Regions from separate parts of the Mus musculus genome. Here region 2 is linked to region 1. A link is a contact called in ENCODE Hi-C or POLR2A ChIA-PET data. All regions are on one chromosome and are shown on one strand. The core of a region is the stretch at or near the end of the contact, and the rest is flanking DNA. Distances in the headings are between cores, read along the strand shown.

Region 1 (4,413 bases), core at 1,195-3,694:
AGCTCGGAGAACTTGACACGAACTCCACATCTCTACCATCTACAGCTGCCGTTCACAAGCGACAACGAATGCCACCCCCATGGGACATATCATCCTGAGATAGAGGATAGGGAAGTCGCTCTCAGGGACAGCGTTGAGACCCCACCACTCTGGGTTTTTTTTTGTTTTTTTTTTGTTGAATTCTCTCAGTGTTGCTGCTGGGAGGGAAAGGTATGCATCAGATGCTGAGCTGAGGGTCTCATCAACTCTGCATCCCAATGTTCAGTTACCTCCCTTCATTAACCCCTGACCACAGTCACCCTGCCACCCCCCAACCCCCTACCCCCACCACGTTAACTCTAGAGCCACTGATCTTAATCTTATCAACTCTGGCATTAATTCCATAAGTGGCAGGAGGCCGGGCAGGTCATAAAACAGTGGACACTGGCTATTAGAAAGTATAGCTTTCCTAAGGTTACTGGAAGGTTTTACCTAATTGGAACTGGCATACTCTTTTGATCTGAACTCTCAGTGTACCCCTATCGGCACCTTCTACAGCATATATAGATCCCCCAAGCTCGCCCTACCCCACAAAACACACACACACACACACACACACACACACACACACACACACTATTCCACAGTACCTTGGCGTCCCAATTCTTATTCAGGTAGTAGATACAGGTGATACAGCGGCCATCACCATTGGGGTTGTCCACATGGCGAACATAACCTGTCCCATTTCCTGGATAGCAAGCCACCATTGCCTGTAGAGACATCCCAAAGATGCTGTTTTAAAAGAAAAGCTTAGATAGTCTCCTCCTACAGCAGACACATAAAATACATAAATTTGGGTTACGATCAGAACATAAAACTAATATAAGGTAATCTTTGGTATGAAAGTGTAACAGGCAGACCCTGTCTTAGGCCTCAGTGCAGGATAAGTGATCCGGTAATAGTCCCACCTTCTAGAACATTGAGAACTTTCTAAAGAAACCCATCTACATCCTCAACAAGATGCTTGCCTTTCTTTAATATCCCTTTTTGGAAAAGCAGGATCCAGGTTCGCATCTGAGCCCTACGAGGTCAGAATCCAGAGATACAAGAGGCAGGCACAGTGGGCACATACATGTAAATGCCTGTACTTGGAAGCTGGAGCAGCATGCACGAGGCCAACCTGGCCTACAAAGGGAGAGACCCTCTCTAAGAGGAAGGAAGGAAGAGAGCGTGCAGAAAGAGAAAGAGTCTTTGGTGTGGGGCTCAGAGACCGTGCTTGGTTAGCAGTGGCCCTGAGCTGTGGAATCACGCTTGTTTTCTTACAAAACCATGTCTGATCCTAAAGGTGGTAAAGGTCAGACTTAATAAAAGGCAAGAAGAGAGAAGGGTCGGTGGGAAGCTAGACCTTAACACTCAATAAGAGTCAGCACACACAATACAGGGAGATCTCTTTGAAGGAGAAAAAAAAGTACATATATGATACCAATGAACTTGTAGATGGTTCTTTGTTGAAACCAAATTAATAGCTTTCTTCTGCCGTGAAAGCATACTTTCAGACATACTTAGGGGGTCTGAGTTGTAATATTCCTTGATAAATAGCAAGGTTACTTCACGAGTAAAAAGACTAGTCCAGACCAGTCCCAAACTAAGCCACTGACAGATCAGTGATTCCCAACAGAGCCTGAAAACAGAGCTGGGCCTCACACACACTTCGTGCTAGAGGATGAGTAGTGGCCTGGCTTTGCAATGAACCTGAAGTTTAAATCAGAGGATATCTACACCTTTTATTTGTCGCAGCTAGCAATCCCTCAGCCCACCTCAGAAAGAGCCACTATGCTGTCACGTGTAGAGCTGAAGTTGCTCTGTTAGCCTGAACGTCTGTCTCCCCGAAAGTTGGATTTTGAAGTGACTGTAATAAGGATTTGACAAATTATGGCATTATCAAATAGATGGTGTCTTGAAAAAGGGTGATTGCTGGTGTGGCTGGAGAGGAAGAGACAAATGAAGTTGCCTACAACATAGGGAATTACCTATTCCTGGAAGCAGTGGCCAGAAGTGTAAGGGCCAACAATGAAAGTCACTTAGCACCATTACTCCATGATTTCCCCCACCATCCCAGTCTCCCCTGCTGTCAGTCAGTGCTTTAGCTTTATATTCCCAAACAGCTCTGCTCCCAGAAAAGGTCAGTGGTCTGGATGCCTGCCATCTACCTCGTCTGCAACTGTCTGTGGTCCCAGGCTATTTCACATGATGAGGAGGACGGGCTGTGCAGTTTATATCGATTGCCGATTTGACAGGATGTAGGATCACCTTGGAGACAGATCTCTGGGCTTGTCCGAGATAGATTTTGTAGATTGGGTTAATTGAGGTGGAAAGACCTGTCCTAACTAAAAAGGGAGAAAACGAGCTAGCTGGCCACCAGCATCCTTTTCCCTCTGCTTCCTGACTGTGGAATCACCCTGACCAGCTGCTTTGAGCTTGCACCACGACTTCCTGCCACAATGCACTGTGCCTTGGGACTTGAGCCAAAATAAATCCTTCCTTCCTTCAGTTGCTTTTGTCCGGTGTTTCGGGTGTTTTGTTACAGCAACGAGACAAGTAATTGACACAGTCCTCCAACGTCCAAAGAGAGAGAAGACTCGATCGGAGCTCAGTGTACCGTGTGTGGAGAGAGCAGTGTCTTGCAGCACATTAAGAAGCACAAATGGGCTTTAGAACTCAGCTTGAATTAAAATACAGGCAGGAAATACAGACTGTTCCCACAAACACACCCTCCACTAACTGCTGCAGGTATAAAAGAGAGAATGTGCCGGCACAGTTCCTTGTGGACTTACCACTAAGACACCTCTCTAATTGTGAGCATACACGTTGTGAAGGGAAGGGGAAAAAAAATCTTTTTTTCTGGCCAGAGTGCAAGTCACCCTCTCTCTGACTCCAGAAGCCATGTGCACCACGTTTAAACAATGGGAGGAAACCACGGGCCGCTCAAAGGTCCCGCCGCAACCTTACTGACCAATTGTACCACTGAGGTTTCTGGCTGAGTGCCATAGGAGATGGGTTTTGGCTCAGACACATTCCCAACTGCCAGGATCTCAAACTGTGAAGCTAAGGATGCACTGATGGGCAAACCTCAGTGTTGAGTCATCAGACCCATGCCAATTTGTGCACGGGGCAGTAACAGACTCCGGAAACTGATGGGCTTATCAGATCTGTTATCTAAACCTCATCAAGTCTGTAAAAGGAGCCAGAGTGCAGGTCCGAGGGAAATGTTGCAACACTTCATTGTTTTATGGGAACGAGGAAGGTATCTTACTATAGGGGTTTTTTATTGGTAAAAACTTCCTGACTTGACCAATACTTGAAATCTACAGCAGTTTAATAGCACATCAGTGTCCCTGTGGTAGCATGGTCACTGTACCCCTGGTTCTAGGCCTGGGCTTGCAGATGAATCAGCGTGTCTTCTGATTCTGCACATTCTCTGACGTGTCACCGGCCCCGGCACTGGCCCCGGCACTGGCCCCGGCACAAACCCCCCATCCCCAGAGGCCTCTCCACAGCTCTGTAGCAACAGGAAATGAGAGGAATGAACCAGGTGTTCCCGAGCTGGCTCAACACCAGAGATATGTGCTTCAAGACACCTCCATGGTCACGTTCAGGCAAGAAGAAGTGCACACATATAGAAGAACTAAAGCAGAATCCAAGTATAAAATCTACTTTACAAAAGGCCACCAGGAGAAAAGAAAACCATGCATCTGTGAGGGGCTGTGGGAGAATTACTGTGTTCAGAGATCAAGCCCAGGGTGGACACTCCAAGGCCTCAACTGGATGTTCCAAAGCAACCAGCCACAGCTAGAGTAAGGAGACAGTTTTAAAACCAGTATGCACAGCTTCAACTGTTCACTCAGCAACAATGATCATTCACACTTAGTACTTCTCTACAGATCAAACTGCAGATGGGGGTGGAGGAGGGGGTGGAGGCAAGCAGTAGAGTCACACCTAACATGTGCCACAGCATAGGTCTGGCTCCTAGCCGCTCAAAAAGAAAGAAGCCATACCATGCATTTTCATTAAAATGAGTATATATATATCACATTACACATTGCTCAGGACTTTGGAATCATATTTCTTGGTATAACTTGATCTTTACAAATGCAAAGTTGCATGTTATGCAAATTTTTACTGAGCAAAAAACTTTTTAAAACTGATCATTTTATTTATAACAATTAACAATTGATATACAGATATTGTTTAAGCCTGAAACAGTATCTCACAGCTGTTACTCAGTTCCTGAGGTGGCTGAAGCAGGAGCATCACACATTTTAGAGTAGCCTGTCTAACAAAAGGAGATGCAGTCAAAAGGAGATACAACGAAAAGCCAAACCATGAGCAGTAGAACTGTAAAGATATCTGGCTGAACAGCCTTTAAATTTTGGT
Region 2 (4,413 bases), core at 1,402-3,901, 46 kb after region 1:
ATTCTACACGCTACCAGAGGAGAAGGTAAAATTCAACACAGCTCTAAACCCTTCAGTCCACAGTGGTGACCTGCCTACCCGACACTCTGGAACACATTAGTGGCACAAAAATTGTGGGATTAACCAACTGCTATCTAAACAGATTTGAGATGGAACCCATGCCAGACTGACACTGCTCTGGTGGCCAAGGACCTGACACTAACTAGGCCAAAGACCTAAGGGATAACCAAATTCAGCCAAAAGAATATAACAAGGAAATGCCTTCTAACAACATGCAGCCATAACCACGGATCAGTGTCTTGCTCAGAGAAACTGCCTCTGGAAGTAGATGTGAGCTTACATAGATAGAGACCCTTGACTGGACAATGTGCAGAGTGAAGGAATTCAGAACACTCAGCACTATAATGGAATGTCTTCGTTGAACCTCCCATCAGAGCAAAGGGAACTCCGCAGATAATGAAACAGAACAGCCAGTGGGGAGTAAAGACACCAAAGCAACAGTGTCTTCCAGACAAAATAGGATCGACACTCATATGAATGCACAGAAACTGTCAGCAAGAACAGGGCTTGCACAGGTTCAAGCCACACAGGGTCCCAGTGCTGGGAGGGGACGTGAACATGAGTCCTCCTCCTTAACCAGGAAACTATCTCCAACTGATTTCCAGCTTGAAAAGGGAAAACAGCCGTTTTCTCCAATGGAGTCTCACTGGGGATACAAACCACATTTAAGAGCAGGCCCTGTGCCCAGCAGTAGATAACCAACACAAAATAAACTCAAGGGTGGCTTTTTTTTTTTTTTTGTCTCATATTGCTTTATCTGGGCATTTTGTTTACCTTACAGTCTTTGCTTATATATTATAGTTTCCTATTTTGTGTTTTGGTTTGGTTTGGTTTTGCTTTTGTTTTTTGAGACAGGGTTTCTCTGTGTAGCCTTGGCTGTCCTGGAACTCACTTTGTAGACCAGGCTGGCCTCGAACTCAGAAATCCACCTGCCTCTGCCTCCTGAGTGCTAGGATTAAAGGCATGCACCACCACGCCCGGCTCTATTTTGTGTTATTTATAGGTTGTGTATGTATGTGTATTGTGTGTATGTGTGTGTGTCTGCATGTATATGTTTTTCTTTTTCTTTTGTCTTAAAAAAAATTCTGGATTGTTTGTTTTGTTTTGTTTTAACATGCCTGTTTGTTTTCTAAAGAGAGAGAAGAAAGGCATAGAGTTGGATGAGTGGAGAAGTGGGGAGGACCTTGAAGGAGATGAGGGAGGGGAAACTGTGATCAGAATACATTGTTATGAAGAAATATTTTCAGTATAAAAAGAAAAGAATTTATATGCCAAGGATGACCAATAAATGTGATGTACCAGACACCTGGTTCCAGTATTAACCACAAAGAGACAGCTCTGGATGGTTACTTGATAGAAACACGGGCATGTGGGAGAGTCAGTCTTACTTAGATGTGAGCAGGCAGAGGCCTCGGGTGACATGTGGCTCCATGAGGCTAGTCTCCCATTGTTTCACAGTCTCCCTTTTCTTATATCAAAATCTGTTTCTGTATCTCGCCAGTCCCTCAGCCCTGTAACTCAGAGTTAGTTTAATCCCAGCTCCAAATGAAAGATAAAAGCAGCATGCTACCCTTGAAATATTAAGCCACAGTAATTTTCATTCCCCGTAAGTGGTGGTGCCCTATGACCCCTCTCTCTGTGAATCAATGGGTTCTACCACTCCAGGGGAAGGCTGAATTCCTAACTAGAACAAAGCCATTACCCGGCTTAGCGTGTCAAACTAAATTTCTTAAGTTCACAGCAAGATAATTCCAGGCTTTGTTAAAAGTGAAAGGGTTTTGCCTAAATCCAAAAAGTTTTCATTTTCAACATCTTCGAAGCCATGCCAGGGGTTCAGGGTGCAGTTTTACTGCAAGGCTAAGGTCTTCGAATGGCTCGCGTGAATCTCTGAAAGGCCATGAAGACTTTCTGAGAGTTACGGGCTCTCTGGTGATGTGAAGGAAAGAGGTTTTAAGATTGTCAACTTTATATATTCTTTCTTAAAATTCTCTGCCTCTGGGATTTGCTGTAATTTACTGGCCTTCCTCTCCCATCCCAGTCTTTGCCAGCAGTTCCTATGCCAATTTTATATCCACCTCCCACCACCTGAATTCCTGTACGCAGCCCCAGGAGACAAACCCTCCGGGGCACTAAATGACTCGCTGATTGAAGAACTGCACAGTCTGGGAGGAGTGCCAGGCAGGCTCCTGGAGGGCAGCGAGGGCAGCAGCATCCATTCACCTCTTTTTTTCTATACATGGGAATTCACATTCAACATGGCTGCCATGAAGACTCACATAGAAACAGTTCATCAGGAAAATGAACTCAAGGCTTCTTCTAACAGAAGGTGTGGCTGTTGGGTTAGCTGACTGGTTGGACAACAAGCCCTGACTCTGCGGGTAAGGCTCAGTGTGAAAACATTCCACTGAAAAACAATGAATGGGAAATTTAAGGTTCTCAGGTTTCAACAGAAGGGGAATTTAGAGCACACACACAATGCAAAACACACTACAGGGGCTATATGGCTTTTGTAGTTACCGAACCTATGACAAAAGAAATGTAGGTGTTGACATGACGAAGATGGAATTTTCCCAGAATTCTTTAAAGAGTTCAGAGGGAGAATAAGTTTGCTAAAAGGCAAAACAGAGAGGGAGGATAAGAAAGAGATATACTGTGTTGGGTAGGTTTTTGTTGGCTCAAACAAGAGGGAACCTCAACTGGGAAAATGCCTTCATCAGATTGCCCTGTAGGTAAGTCTGGGGGACATTTTCTTGATTAATGATTGAGGTGAGAGGGCCCAGCCCACTGTGAGCTGTGCCACCCCAAGCAGGAGGTATAAGACAGCCAGCTGTGGCAGCTACGGCGAGCAAGGCAGTGACAGAGTTCCTTCAGGGTTCCTGGTTCTTCTGCTTGTGTTCCTGCTCTGCCATTGTGATGGACTTTGATCAGAACGTGTAAGCCAAACAAACCCAGGCCTTCTCAACTTGCTTTCATCAAGGTATTTATCACAGTGAGCACATGCTAGGCCACGAAGCTCAAGTACAGAGGGTAGACAGGTGAAGAGAGTTTAGATGTAAAGGTAGGGGCTCCTACCACCCTCACCACAGGGAACTAAATGGTCGAGAAGCCAGTCAGCAGTGGAAAGAGTCAGCAACAAATAGATCCATTCGGAGGAGTTCAGAGCATAAACAATTGTTTCTTGATTGCCAGAAAAATTGCCAGCTAAGCTCACACCTATAGCATGGAATCACCACAGGGCACAGGAGACTGAAGTCAAATGTCATGCAGTAATAATGCTGAGAGACCACCCAGGCCTGACTTCACACAGCTGACCTGGGGTATGGAAGAATTTCCTAAGCCCCCCCAAAAAAATGTGTTGAGTGACACAGAAGGAAACTGGGAATTAGGATTGGTGGCTATTTAGGGGGAATAGGGGGAATGGCAGCCAGACTCTCAGGGCTCCTTATCCTCTGGCTCTAGAGGAAAACAGCCCCAAGCCTGGAATATTCCTTAAAGAATAGTTTTAAACCAGAAGAGACTCCTTATTGTAAAGTGGTTTCAGTTGTTTTGGACTGAACTTGAAATTTCATGTGACAAACATAACTTAAAGAAAAGAAAAAAGTTTCATTTTGGTTAAAAGTTCTTGCCCATCATCTCAGGGAGAGCATGGCAGAGCAGAACAGCTAACATCATGATGAGAGAGAGAGAGAGAGAGAGAGAGAGAGAGAGAGAGAGAGAGAGAAGACTGGGCTCCTCTGACAAAGCCTCACCCCCTGATCTTTCTCAAGTAGTGCTTGTAGCCATATGATAATGAAAAAGTGAATTCAGACCAACTTTAAAACTCCTCATAGCCCATCACTGTCTCAACACTGTTTAAAAGTTCAAAGCGTCTTCTGAGGCCCAAAGCAATCTCTTAACTGTAATCCCTATAAACTCAAAATTAAATAGTGATCACATACTTCCAACATACAATGGCACTAGATATACATCACCATTCCAAAATGGAGGAAAGGGAGTATAATGAGGAAATACTGGACCAAGTCAAGACCAAAAAACATAACGAAACAACCAGCTGAAAAAACTCCAAATTCTGCATTTCCACGTCTGATGTCAAAGTGTTCTCCAGATCTACAATTCCTTTCAAGTTTGTTGACTGCAACACATTCCTCTCTTTTGGGCTGGTTCCACACTCTGTTAGCAGCTGTTCTTGGTAGGTGTTCCATGGTTCTGCCGTCTCCAGAATCTTGGGGTCTCCAAGGCATCCAGACATCCTCAGAGCTTCTTTCAATGGCCTCTCTTGGATTCCTTGCAGGAACACCCCTGACACATGGCTGGCCTCAGCAGCTTTCTTTAGCCATGGAGGAGGATTCCACA

What was found. A loop is a pair of places that touch in the nucleus more often than their neighbours do. ChIA-PET counts read pairs that join two places held with the same protein, here RNA polymerase II (POLR2A).
Region 2: a map of regulatory T cell shows a loop between it and region 1 (2.0-fold over the local background). The contact joins the promoter of 1700104L18Rik here to the enhancer-like site in region 1. A Hi-C loop is called at or near these places in 1 of 37 maps with a recorded cell type or tissue (regulatory T cell). POLR2A ChIA-PET finds 5 or more read pairs at or near these places in 1 of 5 experiments (embryonic stem cell).

The regions. Positions count from the first base shown.
Region 1 is chr12:54,184,912-54,189,324 of GRCm38, forward strand. Egln3 (egl-9 family hypoxia-inducible factor 3) reads right to left here. Exons shown (of 5, transcript NM_028133.2): 2 at 630-749. Among named protein-coding and RNA genes, the nearest start is that of Gm40424, 10 kb to the left of the region's middle. Within about 2 kb of position 2,445, at least 1 of the 3 ENCODE cell types and tissues checked has a DNase peak (open chromatin) inside an H3K27ac peak, as active enhancers do.
Region 2 is chr12:54,230,964-54,235,376 of GRCm38, forward strand. 1700104L18Rik (RIKEN cDNA 1700104L18 gene) reads left to right here and starts at 2,652. Exons shown (of 3, transcript NR_108033.1): 1 at 2,652-2,789.